3 separate regions of the Mus musculus genome follow, and regions 2 and 3 are each linked to region 1. Evidence: chromatin loops called from intact Hi-C (ENCODE). Cell type or tissue: left cerebral cortex. All regions are shown on one strand.

What was found. Peaks named below come from ENCODE experiments on the same cell type or tissue, not always from the same donor. Only the 100,000 strongest peaks of a DNase experiment are listed, where the experiment ranks them.
Region 2: it touches region 1 in a loop (7-fold over the local background); 2 of 42 quality-filtered maps call a loop at or near these places.
Region 3: it touches region 1 in a loop (4-fold over the local background); 2 of 42 quality-filtered maps call a loop at or near these places.

The regions. Positions count from the first base shown.
Region 1 is chr7:96,834,192-96,842,191 of GRCm38, reverse strand. Tenm4 (teneurin transmembrane protein 4) reads right to left here. Exons shown (of 33, transcript NM_001310762.1): 20 at 4,797-4,916. Among named protein-coding and RNA genes, the nearest start is that of Gm15413, 37 kb to the right of the region's middle. In left cerebral cortex, a CTCF peak has its summit at 7,105; DNase peaks (open chromatin) are centred at 3,071, 3,531, 3,815, 7,049 and 1 more place; H3K27ac peaks cover 6,628 bases.
Region 2 is chr7:96,568,722-96,576,721 of GRCm38, reverse strand. The region is part of intron 6 of Tenm4 (teneurin transmembrane protein 4); the gene reads right to left. Among named protein-coding and RNA genes, the nearest start is that of Gm15413, 230 kb to the left of the region's middle. In left cerebral cortex, no CTCF peak of the experiment used is centred here; DNase peaks (open chromatin) are centred at 1,281, 3,532 and 4,686; H3K27ac peaks cover 1,111 bases.
Region 3 is chr7:96,768,365-96,776,364 of GRCm38, reverse strand. It overlaps Tenm4 (teneurin transmembrane protein 4), which reads right to left. Exons shown (of 33, transcript NM_001310762.1): 14 at 4,260-4,361; 15 at 2,196-2,390. Among named protein-coding and RNA genes, the nearest start is that of Gm15413, 29 kb to the left of the region's middle. In left cerebral cortex, a CTCF peak has its summit at 6,373 (motif pointing left); DNase peaks (open chromatin) are centred at 2,612, 3,187, 6,342 and 7,512; H3K27ac peaks cover 2,897 bases.

The sequences.
Region 1 (8,000 bases):
GTCTATGGTCCTGGCTGTTCTGGAGCTCACTATGTAGACTAGGCCAACCTTAAACTCAGAGATTTGCCTGCTTCTGCCTCCCAAGTGCTGGGATTAAAGGCATGCACTACCAGGTCCAGGCACTGAGACAAGACTCTTATTGAACCAGGAGCTTGTAGTTTTGTCTGGACTAGCTGCTCAGTAAGCCCCTGGGATCCATATGTCTCTCCCTCCCAGCTTTTATGTGGGTGGTGGAGATCCAAATTCAGGTTCTCATGCTTATACAGAAGTACTTTCTCCATTGGGTCGTCTGTCCATCTCTCAAAGGGGTTGTTCTGAAGTCCTAAGCAGCTAAGCAGTTTGAGATTGTGTAATTAGAACCACAGTATCTTGTAAGTGCAAGGAGAAATGCAAACCCAAGTGTCCAGCTGAAATGAGATTATTGCTACAAAGCATCCAGAGACAGTAGCCCAGATTCGGTTCATGGCTCTTTAAGGGTGTTCTGAGCAGTAATGCATGCTCCTGATTCTTGTTCTGGCTTTGTGTTCTCCAGGCCCTTTGCTGCCCCAGACAGCTCTACCCTGGGCCTCTTGTTTCAGGTTTGTGTGAGAGCATGTAGATAAAAATCCTCCTTGCTTTACCCCTAAGTACCTTACTCCCAGATAGGACTCCCCCAGAAACATACTAGCAGTTGTTGGGAATCTAGCACCTCAGTCCCTACCACATGCAGATAAACCTTACCTGGCATTGCCTTTATAAACCATGATGTGAGCCTTTCAGTTTTGAAAGTCAAGGAATGTGAGTTCCCATTTGCATACCTTAATGTTTCTGCCAGTTGCCAGCCCTCTAGGGAGGCCAGCCTCTGTTCTATAGCCACATGATCAGAGGCTAGGAGAGCTCAGGTTATGGGTACAGGGGCTGGAAATCAAGGTGTGGCACATATCCTGCAGGATAGGTCTGCTTAGCCAAGACCAGTGTTTGGCTGTCACTTCAAGCCCTGTGTTTGGTGTACGGGAATCCAGCCTAGAGTTTGCTTTTTTTTTTTTTTTCTAAAAAGAAAATCTGAAGCCATGTAGTAGCTGAGCCCCCAGAAATGAACTTAGTGGTCATGTTCCCATGTCTCTCCCAATGTGAAGGGCTGGTCCCTGCTACCGAACTACCAGCAAGGGGCTGTTCATTTCACACTTGCACAGATCGAGTCCCCAAGAGCTTGCTGTAGCCACAGGAGGGCAGGTCCATCTTTGAGTAATTCTGGCCATTAAGACTTTAGTTTTTGGAACACATCTGGGCTTCTCTCCTTCTTGTTCTTGTATTGAGCTTTTTTTTTTTATCTGCTATGGTGACCGGAGACCGGTAGCTTTGTCTGCCAGCTCTCTTCCACTGTAATACCTCCTTGGACAAAGTCTTCTTAGGTGGTACATTTAGCTTTGTGGGTTTATTTTTTGAGACAGAGCCTCTCTGTGTAGACCAGGCTACTCTTCAACTAATAATTCTTCTGCTCCAGCCTCGAAAGATATGAGATTTTTGGTGTGTGCTATCATGCCCAGCTAGGTAGGGCATGCTTGCTGAGCCTGCCACGACAAAGCCTTGCTCAAGCAGGATTCTTGTTTCCTCTTAGGGGTCTGTTGTGTCACAGAGACTCCTGACAGATTATGCTGCAGTGCACTATAATTGTTACAGTGCCTAGGACACCCATTTTCTTGACTTTCTAGGGACACTTAGCTTACAGAATGAATACATGAGACACTACCATTTCTTCTTAAATGGCTGCTAAATTCGCAAGTCCCTTCTTGCCTTAGCTACCGACTCAGATCAACCCAGTGATTATCTCTGTCGCTGGTTTGTGAGACCCCTCAACACAGGATCTCACGTTTACCTTGACACACACAACTTTGGTTAGCGTTGGCTGCCCAGTTCACTCTTCCCTTCCTTAGAGGTTGCAAGGATCTTGTATTCAACCATCCTGTCCCAGAGGCAAATTCTGCTCATGGTAGATGACCCTGATTATGGTTTCTCAAACCCCAAAGACAGACTCTTCTTTCTGCGGGAGTTTTCCACATACTTAACTGCACATTGCCCTTTTTATGTTAATGTTTAGAAGTTAGATGGCACCATCCTTCAGAAAGGGATGATGGAGAAACACCAAGGGTGGGCATTTATTGTAGTCTAAGAGTTCAGGGTATGTTCTCTAAGAGAACACCCACCGTCTAGAGGAAACACTTACGGGGTGGTATTCCTGTCACATAACGAATGAGTGTCTGTATTAATTTGGTTTTTTAACAGCCAAACACAAGTTTGGCTGGACTCAAAAGCTTGGTTCAAGAGAGGCAGCCTATAGGGAGGGAGAGATGACAAACAAGAAAAGACGTTTCTTCAAGGCTATGAGCAGGCCAGAGCAGCTGGCCATGCCAGGGGCTGAGTGCAACAGGCCAAGGCCAGGCCTACTCATCTCGTTGGGAAACCCTAATGTAGATGTGAACATGGACTTGACCCCAGAGGGAAGGCCTGGTTCTCAAATGGAGCCTATCTCTTGTTGGTCAAACACCACTCTCACATTACAGGTGAGTTATACCACCTTTCCAAGCTTCAGTTTCTCCGTCTATAAAATTAGGCTGAGCATCATAACCATTTGGCAAGGTTACTAATTAGTTGGAGTGATGGATGGGCAAGCCCAGGATGCCACTTGTTCCCTGGGCATCTCGCTCAGCACGACCCCACACTTCAAGTCAGTGAGCCTGAACCGCTTCTCTTGTCTCTAGGTCTCTTGGTTTTTCTTCATGACTTGCATTTTCCATCTTTTTGAGTATTTTCTTTGTTACTGCTTTCTGTGTATGAGTTACTGTTAACATTTGACATCAAGTGGTGTGTGTGTGTGTGAAGTTGTGGGTAGGGAACTGGTGAGAGTGTCCTGGTGCTGCCTAGAAACCGCAGATTGTACTGGTGAGTCAGATGTAGCCTAGGCCTCCAGCACACATGCACTCATTCTCACCTGCTGACTATCTTTAGCCTTGTGGCCTCTCCTATAAACCAGGCTTAAGCGAAACTGAGCCAAGGAAGGAGGAGTGGAGTGGGCCAGATGCTCCCTGTTCATGTACAACAGAGGGAGTTTCACACACTATGGGAACAAGTGATAACGTTCCCATACATTATGTCTGTGTTGGAAAGAACATTTTAGGCCCATGGTGCATGGGCGAGGACTTATTTGAAATGCAAGCTCTAAGCAGCACCTTTTCTATGTCACAGTGTGGGAGGCTGATGCAGGAAGCCTCCCTCCTGGTGCTCAGTGCCCTCAAGAAACAGTAGATAGGGCCAGCATAGCACAAATGGGGAAATCGTAGCCCAGAGATGTCAAAGAATAGGTGATTCCTAAGGTCACAACATGTAGGATTACTGTGGTGTAGTTCATGGTCCTAGTCTGAGCAAGCCCAGAGGGGCCTACTGACTGATGGTTTGCTCTTTTATGTGGAAAGTTTTGTGGCAAAAAGAACAATCTCCAAAAGCTCCTGTTTGGATGACTGTTCCCCTGTGGGCGATAACGTACTAAGAATACCCATGGCCTAGGGTTCCCACGGCTGCCATTTCTGTACAATCCATACCCGAAGACAGACACAATCAAGAAAGGAAGCTCCTTCATGCATGGGTGGGTGTTTGCTAAGGGGCCTCTGGCAGAAACCGTTCAGGGCAGGGAACAGTGGCCTGGCCTGGCCAGTCTACTCCCTGGAGACTGGCACAGACCCCTTTTAGCTGTGCCCTTCCCAGGGCCGTGGAGGAGGGGAGACTCCGTACACCAAGCTTGCCAAGCTGTCTAAGAGGCACACATGTCTCCAAACAGATGAGTCCTGCTTCATTATCACCTCGGCTGGGACATGCTCACATCTGATATTGGATTAAAGAGGTGCTAAAATCAATCAGGCTGGAGCATAATTTCTAACACTGAGTGAGGAATCAACCTTATGGGCCCACGCTCAGCCAGATGGACTGACATCACCTGATTTCATTAAAAATAGAGGACGTCTCACCACCGACAGCCTAAATATTCCTCTTGCCTTCTTTTGCTCTGAAATATTTGTGTTACTCTGTCCTCGTTATTCAACAACTTGTAATAATTAGTATTTTTTTATACCCACTATTTATTTACTTACTGCGTGTCACACTAGGAAGTGAATTCTTGTGTGGCAGGAAACAATGGTTTATTAGACAGGAACTATAGCTAGGTGCTTCCTTAGCCACTGTACTGTCCTATCCATTCCTAGTGTATGAGGTAGATGGTATTAGAATCATGCTTCAGATGAAGAGGCAATATTTGTCCAAGCATACTTTAGTCACACGGTGGGGGTAGGTCTAGGGCCATTCCTTAAAGGAAACCTTAGCTTTACTACATGCTGTTGATGGTTCTCAGGGAAAGTAAAAGGATAGAATTCTGCTATCGCCTAAATGGCTTCTATGGGAGCCACTTCTAAGCAACTGAAAGGTAGAAACCGAATGGTTAGATTCCAAGGAGCCATCTTATCCATTATAAAGTAGATTCACGAGAGTATTTCCACGAGTCACTGGGCAGCATAATATGGATAAGGAACCCTCTGTTTATGTGAAATCCTCATGAGAAGAAGGTGTCACATCTACAGTCAAAGGGACAGAGGCCGGAGGCAGGTGCAGGTCAGGAGACAGTAGGTGGCTGAGCGGGGTGTTAAAATATAGGCTGTCTGGGTCCAGGTCTGACCCTCTGTCCACATAATCGATCCAGGGCAGCTATGCTGCAAGACTACAGCTCCTAACTCTCAGGCCTAATTCTCCCTGGCCCACAAAGGGTCTCCTACCTGCCATCTTGCCTGCTGATTGTGTATCCAAAGAGAGGGTTATTGATGAAACTGATGTTCACGCCAACCAATGGGGTCCCATCTGACGTCATCACTTGTCCACGGATGACACAAGCATGCCTGTGGGAAGAGAAGAGAGAAGACCATGAGATACTTTTCACAGTCTGCAGGGAAGCCCCAGAAGTCATAGCCAGAAGACTGGTCATCTAGACATGACTAACATCCAGGAGCCCCACGTGTTCACTTCATACAAACAATAATCTCTTTTTTAAAAAAAAAATCACGTCTCGAGGTATCAATGTGTCCTTGAGAGAATCACTCTGGGGGAACGTTTTCAAGTTTTTCACTAGGGCTGTCATCTACTGTGAGGGGAGAAGGCTGACTCCAGGGAACAACAGGGTATAGTCAAGCATGCGACAACAGAGTCAGGTGGCCTGGGTTCAAATCCCAGTTCTGCTACTTGCTAGAGCTCTGAGCTTGTGCAGGTATGTGACAGTTCTTTGCACCTCTTTTTTTGCTGTTATTGGTTTTGTTTTCTTTTTTTTTTTTTTTCATCTTGGTACAATGTAACAGTGGTATGGTAAGGTACAATGTAACAATGGTATGGTAAGTAACAATAGCCATGGTTTTATTACTGGAAGTGAGAACACAGGAGAACAGGATGGAGGCTATACTTGCTTTTACCTGGCATTGGGAAGAGAAGGATAGATGATAGCACCCCCTTGGGAGTATCTGCTTGGGGACTTGTTCCCACTCCCAGCTCCCTCCCCTTTGTCCCTTGTATTCTAGACCACAAACCATACGTTTTTCCTGCATTTTCCAGGAGAATGTGTGGTGCCCGTGCGTGTGTAATGTTCTCCCATCTGCCTAAAATGTCATCTCTACACACACTCCAACAGTCTTGTCCTTCAGCGCCCACTTCAGAGGACTTCTGTGAAGTTCCTGCTCAGAACTCTCATCTCGCTCCCTCGAAACCGCACACCAAGGCCTTGGTATCCTGCTAAGCTGCACCTCCCTCTCCTCTCCACCCAGACATCAGGCAGTGTGAGGGCGTGGCAAGGCTTTCTCTGTAGTGCAGAGCCTGGACCGTGCCTAGTGAGTACTTAGTCACAGGGGCAAAATAGAGGACTGAGCAAATAAACAGGGCAATTAGCAATCATCTAGAGGGGTGGTTTTCACATGTTTCAGAAGTAGAATAATTTGGTAGATGACATTTCCTAAGGACCTCAAAATAGGAAACAAACCAAAAGAAGACCCGCCCTAGATGTAATGGTGACAGAATTCCTCCCCAACTCTGGTGGTTCCAAAGGCAATTTGATCAGCCTCTGAAGGAACCATCCAGAAAGTTGTCAGGATCCTTTCCGTTTTTGTAACGAGGAGATTGGGAGGTACTAATATTTTCACAAGGCTACCAGGAAGGTGGTTGCAGGAGTCTGGAGTGCGGACCTTCCATTTCTAGGCTAGATGCTAGATCTGTTGGTGTGTCTGAAGGAGCAATGAATGGGAGTGAAGATGCCGGTTCAGGTGAGTGCTCTGCGAGATCAGGATACTGTGGAAACAGCCATTGATGACCCGTCTCAGGCAAAAATGAAGGAGCTCACCTTCTCTTCATTTTCCCGGTTCAGGCCCACCCTTCTTTCTGGCCTATGAAAGAGCTACTAATAAGGCCTGTGGGCACTAATGAAAAAAATCCTCAAGTTCTAGCCCATCTTTATTAGACACCCAGATCCTTACTTCCCTCAAGTGATAAACTTTTCTCTGTTTGATGAGAAAAGCAATTAACACCAGGCTTGTAAGCAGCTGGTCTCACTCGTGTCAGCTTGTCCTTTCTGAAGGCAACAACAACTATCCACAATGCACCACATGCCTTGCTCCCCCACCCCCATCCCCAAACCACCACCACACACCTCACCTCACCTCACTCTGCACAGTCTGGCTAATACTAATTCAGTCAGTGTTTTCCTTCTGAGGCCCTTGGTCTAAATGCAATTACATGGCAAACCAGTAAATCAGGTGAGGCTCAGCAAAGACTTCCAGTCCTGTTCTGAAGGTCTCCCGATGTATTTATGTGAAATTATCTTTCCACTAATGGGAGGGATTTATTCATCAATTGTACTCAGCTGGTACTGAGAGAGGCTTTCTTTAATGGAGGACAATTGAATTTTGTATTGCTGGAACTTTGTCCTTCCAGTGAATTACTAACAGATCTCAGCGCCTCAGATCCTGGCTATGATCCAGCCTTCTGACATGTACAGTACTTTTGGATTCTGCCTGGATAGTAACCAGCCCTCTGTCGGTGGTTTCCATCATGGGGCTGCCCTGGCTACCCCCACCCCGTGCACATGCAGACCAGCATCCTCTGATTTATCTCTCTTGTGGGGATTTTCTGGTTGTTGGGAAACATTAAATCAGCGCCATTTGGCTATCATTTAGTCTCCATTCGGCAAACCAGAGCAGATGCAATTTTAGGGCAGGCTCCTGTGGATTGCTTTGGATTCTGCAGAAGATTAAGTTGACTCCCCCAGCCCCTGCAGGCCACAGAGGCCTCATGGCAAGACAGGCATTTGGCTCAGAAACCAAGCCCTAGAGGAAAACACTTCCATTCTATTTCTGTTTAACCAGGGTTTTCAGTTGTCAAGAGAACGCTGTTTAATATTAGGGCTTCCCTGGAGCAAAGGAGATGGGGAAGTCACTTTGTGGTGGTCTCTGTCTATGCTCCATGCCGTGTGCTTTCGTCAAGGGAGGTTTGAAAAGATGTGCGTGCTAGGCAGGTTTCCCAGCGATTGTTTTCTCTATGCAGTTATTCAACAGATACTACCAGTGAGATGTTGGTAAATGCTTAAGGATAGACGAGAAACCGAGAGAGAGGGAGTAGGAAAGTGAGAGGGCGAGGGAGAGAGGTGGTTGCAATCTTTGATAGTTACCCTTTCCTATGGTGTAAATACTCCCATCATGGACAAATTCAAGCTACCAACTGTATGCTGCTGGATACAAAGTTGGGAAGAGGTGCATAATGGAATGCGAGTATGTGATATTTCTATCTCAGAGATATATTAGTCTCAGACAAGTTCAAAAGCAATGATAATTATAAAATATAATAAAATACTTAGGAAGTGACAGGTTTTGAGTTATTTATAACCTTTTAATATCGTTTCAATTTCATATAGCTTAGTTTTTAAATTTTAAATCGAAAATCTTATTTTA
Region 2 (8,000 bases), 270 kb after region 1:
CAGGCCTGTAACCCAGCTACATGCAAGGCTGAGGCAAGAGGGTTATTAGTCAAGAGCTGCCTGGGTTATAGAATGAATTAAAGGCCATCATGAGCAAACTAGGGGTCGAAAAATAAAAAGCAAAGGAGGGTTAGAGATATAGCTCAGTGGTGGCCCATATGCACTATACAGACAAGGCCCCGGCCCAGGCTTCAGTCTTGCTGAAAATAAACATAAATAAAGAAAAAAGAACCCATGGTAAGTGCATGTGTGCCCATGGCTCCCCTGCAGTGGCTAGTAGCTTGACCCAAGAGTGTCTCTTAGAGCCTGTGGAGTCAAGTTGCATCTCATGGTTCTGCCCGTGCAGTAAGCTTTCCAGGCAAAGATGGGCTCAACCCACCATCTTGAAAGATTAAACCGGCCCATTGAGAAGTAGGATGATAAGAAAGGCAGTGTCCTAGGCCTTTTGATTCCCAGTCAGTAGACTCAGCACCAGCAGCAGTCTCTAGGATGACCAGAGGCATTGGCCACTGCTCTTGATTTCCATGACTTATCTCCTTCTCGATCCACAAGGCTTCTAGAAACCCCACTTCCTATGATAGCTTGTTCATGTCTCTGTTCCTTGTGTCATTCAATGGTATTTTTGTCTGTGAAGGAACCACCACTCATTAAAGGTGAGTGGCATTTCAAAGGTCCTATTGTGTGCCACGCAGGGTTTAACATGCTCTTCTGTAAGATACCAGATTGGATAGCTGTCAGTTAGGAGTAATCGCCATCCCACTTCACAGATGAGGAGCTGCACACCCCCCCCCCCCCAGATCAGCTCTCTCTCAGGCTCCCAGTTGTCCCCAGGCTAATGAGGAAGGGGTTCTTCCTACTTAGTTACTACATGAGAGAAAAGATCCCTGTAGGCCAGGAGATAGGTTTGGAGGCTTCCTAGGAAAGTTCAAAGTTGGGGAGCAATGGTGTCTCTCTGGGTCTCAGCTTCTTTTTCTGCAAAATGATATCATTAGTACGGCCAGTCAGAGTAACCCGAAACCTACGAGTTGGACAGGAACACGGAACCTAAACCTCACGTTCACAAAGGTCCTCCATCTTCCCCAGTGGCTGCTCTCCTCCTCCCTCAGCCCTTGCCTTCCTTTAGCCTCCAGCCTCCTGCCTTTTTCCTGTGCCCGCCCAGCAACCTTAGTCATGCTGGATCCGGGCCCAGTCTACTTGGCTGCAGTCTGCTGCTCACTGCACTCATTATTCCAGGCACCCTGTGATTTACTTTTCTAGTGAGTTAATTGCAAAATCCATATGGAGTGGAGAGAAAACATCCACCCAGGCTTGCCATGAAAAGCAGGGCACAGAGGAAGCTTTCCATCTTGGCCGGCGCAGCCTGCAGAGGCAGGGGGAGGAAGCCGTTGCCACATGGTTTGTGCACAGAGCTGAGCTGCCAAACTCAACACGAGGCATGAGGTGTTTGGACCCAGTGATTCCCTTTTGATTTTCCCCTCTCATCCCTTTAGACAGACATCTCTCTCAGCTTGTGAGACACGCTATGGGCATAAGGTCTAGGTGATCAAAGACGACTCTGGGAGCTTTGCTAAAGATGCCATTCCCGAGCTTCTCCCTCCAGAGTCTCATCTAATAAATCTTGGCTGGGGCCATGCTTCACCCCCTGTACGCTGTTAGTCTGGGCAATCTGTAGACCAAATGTTGGGAAATAAACCTTTGAGGTGAAGGCCGGTGGTTGAGGCATTAGCAGAACTTAAGAGAAGTTCTTGGTTTTCATCTATCCATTACGTGCCCTTGGACAAGTTATGACTTGGAACCTTAGAGTGCTTGAAATCTCTAAAGCAGGAAGCAGAATGCCTGCCCTACATGTGCCTCGAGAGCATAACACCACGATGCTGTAAGCCTTTGACACAACCCCTGCCTCATGTGGAAGCTGCCCACCCCCCACCAAAAAAAAAAAAAATCCCAAAGACAATTCACTTTTCTTTCCCGAGAAGGTGTTCTGTAAAACTAGCCTGCAGCAACGTAGCTACTGAATGCTAATCTATTTCTGAATGTGTTTACTGTTTACAATATCCAGGGGCCTTGAGGGGGAGAATCAGCTCTTGTTTTGAAAGCACTTTGTAGATGAAAAGGTGTTCAACCCTCAGGAGACTTGGTTGGTGGAAGTTTAGACAAATGTTTATTTTAATTTGCTGTGTTATAACTTATTAAAAAGCCTCTCCAGTGTGGAAGGACTATTTTGGGTCTCACAAGGGATCCAGTAGTTTTGAATAGCTTGTCATTAACTCATTCATTTGTTCAAGCAACTCTACCTGAGCACCTGGGCACCAGGACTGGTGAACAAATGCCACCCCCGGGACTCTGCCTCTGAACAATGACAGTGTAGGATCCCAACACCCACGGGAGGGTGGGATGGGGTGGGGGCTGGGGGATGGGTGGGGTGGCAGAAGCCCAGGGAGCTGTGACTTCTCCCAGCTGGGGAGACTGGGCCTTAGGAAAGTGTCAAGCAGGAAGTGACTCCATTTCAAAGGCACCCAGATTGTCACACAATTTAAAAAAGCAATTCTGGTATTGGGATCGATGTGTAATTTGAGATCCCCGGAGGCAAGCACTATTCTCCCCAGAGGTCACCCCCACACCTTTAATTTCTGAGCCACTAGGGAAAGTGGGAAAACTCTCCTAAGCCTCTGGCCCTAATATTCAAGTGCTTCCCAAACACTTTGGCTTTAGAGGTTCCTTGGGTCCTTCAGACACAACAATGTCTAGCTCTCAGCTTATTATCTCTCTCTACAGTCATGCCCTAGCATCCCTCACTGCATCACCACAGTTGCCTTGCCAACTGGCCTGACGGTTTATGTCCCTGAAAAATTCATACGTTGAAACCTAATTTCAGGCATTCTCTTAGTTTGAAGAGCTAAGGCACCAAGGAATTGATTAGGTCATAGGAACTCTGCCCTTATTTCTAGAATGAATGCATCTATAAAATAGGCTTGAAGAAACTGTTCCCCTTCCCACCATGTGAGGACATAGAAAAGGAACCAAGAAAGTAGGCCCCTCACCAGACGAGGAATCTACTGATCCTCTGATATTACACTTCCTAGACTTCAGAACTTCCAGCAATAACTTTCTGTTGTTTATAGTTTACAGCCTAAGTCATTTTGTTATAATAGGCCAGATGGGGCAAGGTAGCAGTGGTTCTCAACCTGTGGGTCAGAAACTCTTTCACAGGGGTCACCTAAGACCACCACTGGAAAACATAGATATTCAGGTTATGATTCATAACAATAGCCAAATTACAGTTATGAAATAGCATTGAAAATAAATTTATGGTTGGAGATCACCATGACACGAACTGCATTAAAGGGCTTCAGCGTTAGGAAGGTTGAGAATCACTGGTCTAGTGCTTGCACACAGCCAAAAACTATATCACAACCTGCATCCATATTCTCTCCTTCCCCCATCTATGTAGTTACACATTTCTCTGCTCCCTTGTAGTTAGGCAGAGCCATATGACTAAGCAGAGCCATGGGCTGTGAAAAGCAGCCAGAAAGCCATTTGCTGCAGAAAATGCAATCTCTATTACTCTGGATCCTTGAGAGACGATGCGGAGCAAAGTCTGACTAACAGAAGAAGCAAAGCCAGTTAAATCACGGAAACACCAGGATTGGCCTCTAATTGTTCCATCACAAATGCAGGCTTGCAAATACAGAAATACTGTTTCTATCGATAATTGCCAAAATCGGACCTGCAGGTATAGGTACTGACGGCACATTGGACAGTACCAAGGATACGGGAATGAATAGGCAAATAGGTCTCGAAACTGGAACTTGAAACCTAGAGTCAAAAGAAAATAGCCCATGCTAGCACCCCAATATCCCCTCTCCCCCACAGTGCTCCGCTGGTCTCTGTTTGGACTCAGGGTAGGACTGAACTTTTTGGTTCTTGTCTCTGAAACAGTTCTGTACTTATGACAATCAAAACTACATGCAGCTGCTGCTGTCTGCTTCAGTGCCCTGGGGAGGGGAACTGGTGGCCCATTTTATCCCTTTTCTACCAAACTATAACCCTGCACGCTTCCAGGGTTATATCTGGATTTGGCTCCAAGGTGAAGAGTCCTCAGCTCCCGAGGCCAAAGGCTTTCAGTTCTGACAGTTCCTTCCCCTATCTATACCAGATTAAATAATAGTTTCATCGGACCAAGTATCACTATATAATTTTTGGAGTTACTATCCCGAAAACATTCAACACATTTTAGTTGAGCACAAAAGCAGGTTCTAAATTTGAGACAGATTCCACGTATTTTCAAAAACAAACATACTAATGCATTTCATTCCAGCGTCACAGGTTTTGAGGTCCCTGTTAGGCAGAAGGGCAGAGTGCTCATACAAATGTCTCGCTAAGATGTTAGACAGAGCCTGATTTGGAAAGTGCTTCAATGGAAGGCCCTCGTCCAAAGGCAAGCAGGCTGGCCAGGAGAGTTCCAGGTCAGAGGAGGAGGAGCCACAGTCCTTGGTACCTTCATCAAGACTGTGTTTCCTACTCTTTAGTCATACTATGGTGGAGTTAGCTGGTGCTGGGCCAGAAACAAGGAGGAAGCTAAAGGCATTGAACACACACAACAGCAAAACGCTGAGATCCATATCCTAGCAGAGCTCCTTAGGATGCTGTGACTTTGGCAAGGTCCATGGCTTCATGATTCGGAGGTTTCTCTGTATATAAAGTAGAGGTAAGTATAGAAAGGAGTGTTTTAGTTTTTGGAGGACCGCACAGATTGTATTCTGCAGCTTGTTAGCCTGAATCCTCCTACCCCAAACACTTCCATATTCCAAGAACCGATCTAATGGATGAATGTGTGATGGCTGAGGGTTTTGCTCAGTAAAGCATACTTTTGCAAAGCCCTGCAAGACACCAAACTGTAAGTATATTTAAAGAAGATAAGATGTCCTAGGATTTTCCTTCTGTTTTCATTTGTTTGGATGTTTTTGTTTTTTTTTTTTTTTGTTTTTTTTTTTTTTGTCCTTTTTTGTCCCCATAAACATCAGTAGCATTGGATGGAGGTCATGCAACTTTTGCAACTACCTGGTTCTAGAACATTCTCATCACTCCCAAGAGAAGTTTCTGTTCTCACTAAGAGTTACTCCACTTATCCTCCCCAGGTTATGGTGGTTTTAGATAAAGATAAGAATTTAAAGCATTGCTAGTAGCTGTTACTTTATGAGCATTGGCTGGCACTGGCTAAAGAGGAGTACCCATAGGACCATGTCTGTGGTGGGAGGTGTCAGTAGAAGTACAGGCACAGGAGCCGTAAGACACTAGAGAAGCGTATGACCAGGGCTCGGAGAGAACATGATGAAGATGGAACCAGTCAAGGCAGACCAGAGAACAGGAATGCCAGTGATGTTACAAGTGGGGACTGGAAGGACTGGATGCAGAGACAGACATAAGTCTAGGAATCTAGGAGTGCTGACTCAGCCCTATCTGGCCTGGTGTGACTTAGGAGTGCCCACAGGAGGACTGGGTGGGGACACACAACTCTCCCCAGCTGACAGGTCTGAAGTGGAAATCTTCCTGGCCTAGCTCCCTCTGGAGTTGCAATACAGCTGACTTGGAGGCAGGCAGCCATGGACAGTTAATGAGTGATTTATTGGTGTTGCTGTACAGCAGCTTCCCAGGGACCTGTTCCTAATTAACAAACACTAGCTAGATGGCTTTTTTTTTTTTTTAAAGTTAGGAAGTCTTCATAATGGAATTATTAATTCCTTCCATAATGGGAGAAAAGACTTCATCTTTGCTTGTTGGCTGATTCTAGAATACAACAGGTATTTAACAGAAAATCCTCACTCTCTCTCTCTCTTTCTCTTTCTCTCTCTCTCTCTTCCACCCTCACCTTCCATCACACACACCCTCATCTATGCTCAAATCCATACACACTTGTTACCACACTTCCCAAGCACTGGCATAATTTGTTTCCACACTGAACACGTATATTGGTGTAACTCACATACTGTCAAGGGCACCTTCCCTTGACACTTGCAGGTGCTTGCATCCAGTGGTTTCAGCACAGACACATTGTCAGGTCAGTACTCAGCCACACACAATGTTGCTCAGGCTCTGCTGCCGGGTCACTTCTGTAGTCCCAGGCAGGAATGTGTTCTGGGGTCATCCTGTCCCCCGTGAAGGGCTGAGTCACCAAGAAGGGGTATAGATTGGGAGGTCTGACTTGGCTTGAGTAGGGAAAAGCTTCAGGGTCCCTGGAGTCCATTGTAGGAAGTGGCAACCGGTCCACCATTCAGACTCAAGTGTTCTTTCTTGCCTGCTGTTCATGAGGCCCATGAATTCAAGAATCCTACTTCTGCCTGGGAAATCATGGTGCCTACCAGAGTGCCTGGTGCCTAACAGGCATTTCTAATGGGGCTGGCTGTTTTTCCCTCAGAAGACACATTAATGTCTTATGCCCAAGACCTCAGCACATGCCATATTTGAAAATAAGATTGCTATGGCTAGAATTGTAAAATGAGGTCGCACTGGAGCTAGAGGCCCCTTTATCCAATCTGCCCTTACTGTCAAGAAATAAATGCATACATTGATAGAGAGACGGCCGTGTCACAGAAGGCAGAGGCTGCCATGATGCGAGCCAAGGGATGGTAAGAATGGCCAGCAACTCATCAGAAGCCAGGGGGAAATGAGGAAGGATCCTGCAGACTTCAGAAAGAGCCCACCCTACATCTCAGGCTTCTTTCATCCAGAGTGGCAAAGAAGTGGCAAGGTGAGAGATTTGGGGATTGGGTTGTTCTGAGGTACTCAGTCTTGTATTCTGTGTAAGAGTTCTATATCTTGCATTCTCCTGGATCTCTAGCTAGCATTCTCAAATAATGGGCATGATGGGCAGGATATATGATGAATACCTTCAAACCCATGTGTATTCATGGACTCTCATGTCCAGGCTCTGAACCCATGAAGATGCATATGCTACAGTTTTGCCAAGACATACACAGACCTGTGAAAAAGGTTAAATGTAAAGAAAAAAGGATGCATTTAACCATGAGGCATAGTTAAAAGGCTCATTGAAGAATACCCTCATGAGACTGTCCTGTACCCCCGAAGGGGACAGCAAGGTTAACTATCACATCCGCTTTAAAGTTTTCACCCCATTTTTGAGCTGTAGACTGTGGGCTTCATTAAGACATCATTGTGGTGGAATACAAAACTGATCAATAATGGGCGGCACTTTTTAGACTAATTAGCCAGCTACATAGGAACAAACAATAGACAAATCCTTACCTTGCTTTCTGAGGATACCCAGCAGCAACCAGCTCACTTGGTTCAGCTATGATAGCTGCTCCGAGGAACTTCCCCTCTGCCTTTTGGGGCTCCTGTATATTCCCTGTCTGTGAACATGCATCAAATTTGTCACAAAGGTTTTACTCTAGGCTCATGAAAACAGCTTGGCCAGCCATGTCTTTCAATATCCATGACATCTGCAAGTCAACAGTGCTCCAGGCAGTGACGAGAATGTGGAGTCATGCAGATATCTATGCTTGAACTTGGTCCCTGCCACTTATTAAATTAGTGATCGCATGATTGGTGCCTAACATGTCTCAGTTCCTATTTTCTTATCTGCTCCAAAAGAACATAGCAGTTTTATAGAGACAAGAAGGTAAAATAAGGGTTTTTAAAGAGTATATTTATACTTGGCCTGTAATAATTACTGCAGAATATATATTATTAAATAAATTTTAATAGCACTTAATTCAGTAGTATAATTATACTATTATTAAATAAGCCATTTTTTATTATTATGTCCCCTGAACATTGGAATTTGTGAAGGATACATACAGTTCACTGAAGGCTTTCAATGCAGGTTCTCCTACCTGTTATCAATGTTCTATTCTTTATTTTTGGTTTGGCATACTATAATGGTTAATACTCATCATCAGCCTGGGAGGATCAAGACTGTCTGGCCGTCTGTGTAAGAGTTTCTCGACTGTCACTAACTGAGGTAGGAAGAGCCACCATAA
Region 3 (8,000 bases), 66 kb after region 1:
CCCGGAACCGCAGAAGGATTATTCCAGCCCATTAGACTACTGTGGCAATTCCCTTGGTTCAGAGAGCTTTCCAACTTGACAGCAAACAACTTGGCAAATCCTACGAAGAGACCTAGGAAAGCATTTCCCATCCTGTGAATGCCTGGCCCCAGCTTTGGGCTGACCCTGCTTCCGAGGAGCCCAGGGTGCCCTCAGGGTGGATCCTGTACACATCCAATGCTTGAGTGCAGCCTGGGAGGGTATCAGTTTTGGTGAAGTGTACTTGTCATTGCAGACCTGTCCTTTCATACACAGAGGGACCGGGGAACCAGCAAAGGGAACCCCATAGTCTCAGGAGAATAAAGACTAAGATGAGCTAATGAGAGGCCTTCTCTTTAAGAATCTGGTCTCCATGCTTCCAGGTGACCTGAGAAGCATAGGGAAGCTCACAGAGTTCCGTGTGACAGGGACAAGGAGCTCCTGGCACCCGGGCTAGACTTGATGAATGCCATTGGCCCTGAGCTCTGATCCTCAACTGAGGGCTGTTACCTGTGCTACAGTAGCCTTCTGCCAAGGAGGCTTTGAGTGGCCTGGGTCTGCCTCCTCCTGGGCCTGTGGGTGACAGGATAGTTCCAAGGATAAAACTCTCTTCTTCCCTCACACCGAGACAGCCTCATGAACATGGGTTATCTCCTGGGAGCTATGTGTAATGCAGGAGGTACCAGCAGGCCTGCGAGGGAGTAGGTGCTTGGGAGGTGGGCTAACTTGGTTTAGATTCTTTCTAGAAGGCATACCAGACAGTCCCCCTTTTCTCTTTCACAGAGCCAAAATTCCTTGCAGAAGCTTAGCTCATTAATGGAGGACGGTGCCCACACGGCCAGGCTGCAAACACAGGCTCCCTACTACCCCAACCCCCAAATGCTCCATGCTTCAGTGACCACACAAGCCACTAGATGCCCTTCAGGACTGGGAAGGCAGCGTAGTCTCACTTTTCACTCCAAAAGATCTGAGTCTGCACTCTCCTGCCCCTCCCCTGGTCCCCCTTCAAGCCTCCTGCCTTTGCCTTCTCTCAGGCTTTAAAAAAAATATGGAGCTATAAACTTCAGAAGGAAGAGAGAGAGAAAAAAAGTAAGCTTGTTAGCTGATGTTTTATAAACGGGAAACCCGTTAGCCGTGGAGCCCAGGGAGGAGGGGGAGGAGGAGGGAGGAAGGAGGCCCCCAAAACATTATTATAAACATGAGACTGTACAAACACGTTTTAGCAGAGAACGAGAAATAATAAAAGAGATCAGTCCCAGATGGCCCTCTTCAGAAAGGAGAACAGGAGGAGGAACACTTCATTTCAAATGGATAACGTAAATCAGAGCTCTAAACGTTACTTCTTTCTCTTTGAAAAAAAATATCCCACAGCCGTGGGCCACTGTCCAGTGTCCTTCTGTCTGGAGAATGCCACATGGACATGCTCAGGTGAAACATCCCACTGTTCTAATAGGAATCTCTCCTACTAGACCCTTCTGCGCAGGGTCTTCACCTCACGTGATTTAAGGAAAGGGAATTAAGGAAGATCCTCATGTCCTGCAGGCTGCCATCTTCCTTCAACAGCTACCGGCACCTCCAAAGCTAAGGTCTGCACCAGTACTCAGTGGCTCACTGAAGGGCTATAAGTAACAGAGACAGGAAATGCCTTTCAGACATTGATCCCGCCTGGCTTCTTACTTTAGGTCTGTTAACATTCTCTCTTTTAAGAGAAAATGGTGCTGTAAATGCAGGCTCTCTGTCACATACTAAGTGGGTTTAGAAGACTAGCCTTCCTCGGAACCTCTCTGCCCCACTGGGGAAGGAGCCTCGGTGCTGGCTGGTAGGAAATAGGAGGTGGTAGCAAGTGTATCCATTGCCCATCGGCTGCAAACGGTAAAGCCCATCCATTTCCAAACCCTGGGTGAAGGAGGCCGAAGCCTGGCTGTCCCCGAATAACGCTACTGATATAAGAGCCACAGTTATGGAGCATTTACTAGGTGTCAGCCACCGAACTAAGTGCTTGATATGGGCTATTTCGTTCAGCCCTCACAGTGGCCCCCTGGGGAAGGTAGCCTGGCTTTATGGAGGAGATGGAGCTAGGACTCAGAGCTCTGTCAGATTTCAAAGCAGGAGTCTTTGAAAGCCATTCCACAGAGCAGGTTGGCCTCTACCTTAGAGGCAGGCTGGCTGAATCTCACCTTCCTCGCAGCTCTCGCCCTTGTAGCCGGGGTTGCAGATGCAGGTGCCCATGATGCAGGTGCCATGACTGCTGCAGGCCACGTCAATACACTGGTTGGTAGGCACGTCACATTCGGCACCCTTCCAGCCACTGTGGCACAGGCACCTGCCCTTCATGTACTGGCCGTTCCCACTGCACAGCACGGGACAGGATGCTGAAGAGACAGTACCAAAAGCCTGGGTGAGTCGCTTCCCAGCACCCTGTCATGGGTGTCTCTTCTCTTCTCCCCTCCGCTCGGCTGATCACACCGGTTGATTGGTAGTGAACTCCCCTGTGTACCCATCACCCACTTCCCCTGCGATGGTTCATTGCAGCTTAAGCACCTCTGGGGTTGGAAGAGAAGGTGTGTGGCATGCGGCTGGGGGCTGGCACGGGGTGCTGCTGGCTTCTCTGGCCTCCTCTGATTCAGATGGAGCGCCCTGGCTGCCAGGAGCTTCAGAAAGGAAACTGCCATCTGTTTCTTATTATCAGTAGAAAAGATAGTATCTGGGGCTCCTGGCTGCCTGCTTTGCCTCTCCCGGCACTCTCCTGATAGCCCTCTGTTGTCACCACTCCCCCCCCACCCCCCCCACTGCATCACCACTAACTGTTGTCTTTAACCCTGGCTTCTGCTTCCCTTGTCTTCCAGGTCCCCATTCCAGCCTCTTACATCACAGCCCTCCAACAAAAAGAGCTGAGCCCAACTTAGCTCTTTGAAGTATCTTTCCATTCTGTCTCTTAGTATCAAGGTTTTGGGATCATCTCTATGAAGGGTACTATCTAAAAATAAGCTATATTGCATTGTGGTACAAGTGCTCACCTGTCTCACGGTGAATACAATAAGGCTGTTTTATACATGACTCTTAACCTGGAGTGCATGCGTCTGAGATGAGATGGTAATTCTCCTTAGAAGGAATGACTAGGCTCTCTCTGCACTTCCTTTGCTGGGCCCCACCTGGTGTCTTTTCTTTTTAGAACACTCAGCAGGCAATCGCTGTGCTTCCCAGCTTGGCAGTCTCAGGGCAAGCCTATTTCATAGTAGCTAAAGTAGGCGGAGTCTCCAGCACTACACCCTAGGAGGGATTTGTAGGATGCTATTCCCTTGGCCTTGGAAATCATTTCTGACTTTTGTTCTTGAATTCCACAAGCCTTAGACTCTGGTTCTACCCCATTTCTTCTCCACCTTTCTGAGTGGATATTCTGCCTGCCTAGCAAAGACAGCCACACTTAACCTTGCTGCCTCTATTCCAGGTATTCTAATGCTGTTTTATAACAGATGGTTTACTCTCTCAGAATGGCCTGAGAGCACCAGGCCTGGGCAGTGGGATAAGCCTAGTATCGAGCACAGGACAACTCCTAAATGGACCCAAAGCCAGAGGTTTCTGGGTAGAGAGATGGAGAAACCCAGACAAGAGGCCATTTTGGGCTTTCTCTGGGGAATATCAAATTCTCAGGACCACAGATCTCAAGATGTTTCCTTCTTCATGTTTCTAGAACAGAAATGAAGGCCCAAAGCACACAGTAGGTCTCAGGTAGCCTTCAGGTCATCTCAGAATTTGTTGCTGTCTTTAGCAGTATATATGGTGTGTGAGAAGCTATGCCAGGCCTCCAGGATCTGCTGGTGTCTTAGCTGAGATTCTGTCTGGGTTGTGTAGAAGTGGAAGGGGTTCCATATGCTTCCCATCCACAGGCCAGAGAGGAAGGGCGGAGAAGGTGCTTGACAGAGGCTGATGGTCCCTTTAAAGAGGGAATCAACTTCTCAAAGGGTCCCTCATTGCCTCCCTCAGTACCCCAGGAAGGAACACGGTCCTTCCAGTCCTGACCTGTCCATGTGTGTTACCCATAGCTGGATAACAAAGACTGACAGGACTTGGCTCTCTCTACCTGCCAAACTGCCTTTGTCAGGCCACTGAAGAATTGCTCTTGTAGTATTTCTTGGGTACATGAGGAGGCAGCGTGAGTCCTAAGTTCCTTTTGAGATGTGCACCCCAGCTAGCCATAGGGTCTGGGAAGCAGTTACCACTATGCTCATGTGAATGCTTACCTCGGCCACAGTCAGGGCCCAGAAAACCCAGGAAGCAGTGGCAGGTCCCGGAAATGCAGTCACCGTTACCATAGCAGTTGCTGGGGCAGTTATCCACTGATTCTGGAAGAGAAGAGAGGGAGAGCTGAAAGTGTAGATGGCTTCATGCTACAGAGCCCGGGGTCAAACATGCACACATACTTTTTGTTTTTTCTTTTCCTTTCCTTTCCTTTCCTTTCCTTTCCTTTCCTTTCCTTTCCTTTCCTTTCCTTTCCTTTCCCTTTCTTTCTTTCTTTCTTTCTTTCTTTCTTTCTTTCTTTCTTTCTTTCTTTCTTTCTTTCTTTCTTTCTTCCTTCCTTCCTTCCTTCCTTCCTTCCTTCTTCTTTCTTTCTTTCTTTCTTTCTTTCTTTCTTTCTTTCTTTCTTTCTTTCTTTCTTTTTTTTTAAGACAGGACTCAAGCAGTCCAGGGTGACTTTGAATTTGCTGTGTAATGGAAGATAACTTTGAAGTTTGGATCCTCCTGTCTCAATCTTGGGATCACAGACGTGCATAACCTCAACCCACTCCATGAAGTACTGAGGATGGGACCCAAGGCTTTGTGTATGGTAGGCACGCGCTCTATCTACTGAGTCACCTCGTCAGTCTCCGAGCATTTATAAACCAAACGGATCTTCTTCTTCTTCTTTTTTTTTGTTTTTTGTTTTTTGTTTTTTGAGACAGGGTTTCTCTGTGTAGCTCTGGCTGTCCTGGAACTCACTCTGTAGACCAGGCTGGCCTCGAACTCAGAAATCTGCCTGCCTCTGCCTCCCAAGTGCTGGGATTAAAGGCGTGCGCCACCATGCCCGGCTCAAACGGATCTTCTTTGTTATGTGTCAGTGCTGCAGCCACACACAGTTGGGAGGAAGCGGTATGACCTGCGAGCGGTGGTTATCTGTAGTTCCATCGCATGAGCGCACAAGTGAGCCTTCATCTGGCTCTGTTTTCCATGAATCCATCCAGCCTCCCCTCCCCCTTTCTTCTCCTCCTCCCCCTCCCCCCTCCCCCCTCCCCGGCTGGCTCTTCTATGGCAGTCTGTGGGTGAGCGTTTAGCATTCTCCACTCGCTGATTTATTCACCCGACAGCCTGATTGATCTCTGTGAGGTGAACCTGATGCTGTGACTCTGCTAATAAGAGCTCTTCAATAGTCCTCACTGACTGCGGGAGAAATCCATGCTCTGCCGAAAGGCACATATTCCTTTCCTTCTCTCCCCACTCAGCCCCATGCCCAGCCATGGAGATGGACTGTTAACTTCCTCTGACTCCCCGAGTCCCTCTGACAAATACTCTGCGTGACATGTCAAGGAAGCACAATGGATTTCAGAAAGATTTTAATAAAAAAAATTTTAAGCAGTTTGTTGCTCTAATTACTAAATAGAGTATTTACAGAAGTCGTCATTTGTCAATAATGTGGGATACAGGACAGAGATACAATTATGCCGAGAACACCGGCTTGGGGCCATGGAGTTCCATAAACCTCTCTGATGTCACCATATCTGACAAGTATAAGTATGGTTGTTCCCATTTCATTAGAAAGAAAACGCAGCCAAGAGAGATAAAACAATTTGCAGGAGGCCACAGCTACTAATTACAGAGGCAAAATTTGAACACAGGCTTTTGGCCTCCAAACTTAGCATCCTTCCATGATGCCATACTCTTTAGAGCCTGCAGGAACTCCCGTCACAGCAGAAGCCAGGGCCCTGAAGCAATGCCCTGAGAGGCAGGGAAACGAATGAAGGGCAGAGAATTCTAGAACTTTCAGAGGTTAAAGGATTCCAAATCACCACTAAGCTCAATGTGCTCACTTAACAGAAAAGAAACCTAGAGGATGGGCATCGGTTCCCAAGGTCGCAGAGTGAGCTGGGAGAGTAAGAGTTAATGTAGAGGAGAAGAGTTAGAGTCGGGAGTGCAAAAAGAACTGAGGAATCAGTTTGCCGTAGCTCACAGGAGTCCATCAAGAGACCAAGACTGGGGGATGAAGAGATGGCTCAGCCTCAGTGGTGAAGAGCATGAAGTAGCGTTTCAGAGGGCTACTGCTTGGTTCCTAGTACTCACAAGCTCCTAACTGCCTGTCCCTGCAGCTCCGGAGGATCTGGTGCCCTCTTCTGGCCCCTATAGGTACTGCATTCATATGTACACACCCTCCACATATATTATTTAAATTATTCTCAGAACGAACAACTAAATAATAATAATAATAAAAGCATCTATAAAAGTGACAATGCCATTTCAGACTTGAACAGTGACAAGTGACTTGTCATTTGGTCAGCAGCATGGCAGAGAAAAAAAACATTCTCCCTGAGGATAAGGGGGCATGTATTGGGCTCCAGTCTTCCAGTATGACCAAAACCAACTTTCTTTCCCTCTCTGAACCCTGCTTTTCTGCTCTCTATGATGAAGGCGATGGCACAAGTGACTCCCGGGGACTGCTTCCTGTTCTAAAATAGCAGGAATTATAGTGAGATTAGTTGGAATGCGAGGGCATCAAAACATAAATGCCGCAGAGTGCTCTGGGATGTACAAGGGCAACGACTGGGGGAGAGGGCTTGAGCAATAGCCTGGGACCCAGAAGAGGAACGGGAGGTATGGATGGAAAGGGCTTCCTCAGGGCTGGAGGGAGGCTCAGAGGCTAAGAGCACACACCGCTCTCACAGAAGCCCCGAGTTTGATCCTTAGTCCATGAGGCATCTTCTCTAGGCCTTGTAGGGATTCACCCGAGAGCAGAAGCCAGGGGCTGAGCAAGGCAGGCTTCTGGGACAGCAGGGTCACCAGTGAAGGCAGCAAAGGGGCCAGTGGGAGGGGAGAACATTCTAGAACTGCCTGAACTTGAGTAAGAGACACCACTCCAACATGTGGCCTCCCTCCAGGGCTAAGTGAGCTGTCTGGGTTGTGAGTGAGTGAGACTTGTGGGTTCTGAGCATCTCTTCGCCTGGAAAGGCCCACGTCCCGAGGTGTTTACATCAGTACTGGCTTCCTAAATACATTTCTAAATAAACGTCACTCAGGGAATTCCATTCTGAATTTTGTTTTAAAATCCAAGAGTCTGAGTAAAGTTCAAGGCCAGGTGACTTTCCCTTTAAGCTACCGTACACTGTACCGTGGGAGGGCCGCCTCCTCCAGCCCTGGTGCAGGAGCCCAGCACAGAGAGGCAGAGGGCTGGTTTCTGGGTCTCCTTGTGCTCTGCAATGGCTGGGGGCCATGGGCGTGGTGGGCCTTCCTTTTCTTAGCTCCTCTGTGATCATTCTTCCCACAGCAGCTGTCCCTGTTTGCAACTTCTGTTCCTTCTTCCAGAGCTAATTCTAAAGCCCTAATCTCTGAGAAGACTTTTTGGCAGCGTAAGCAGACCAAGTCCTTATCACTATGGAAACACCATATCCTCAACGTTGTTGACCATGAACCTTGGAGTTTAGAAACGGACGTTATTCATTTGCGTATTTACCCTGGAATCGAATCCACAGAAGGGTCTCAGCCTACTCTTGATGCTATCGCTGGAAGCATTCACTCGATGGTCTTCCAGCTCTAAAATGCTTCCGCTCAGTCCTTCTCAGCTGAAGGCACAGGTATCCCTCCAATAGACACTGACAACTAGCTGTACTCAGCAGGATCCACTTGCAGATGGCTCCCATACACTTTCAAGACTGATTTACGAAGTCTGCAAGCCTCAAACCTGCTTCTCACCTGCCAAAAGTCCTCCGTAGTGGCCAAAGTGAGGAAAACACATTTTT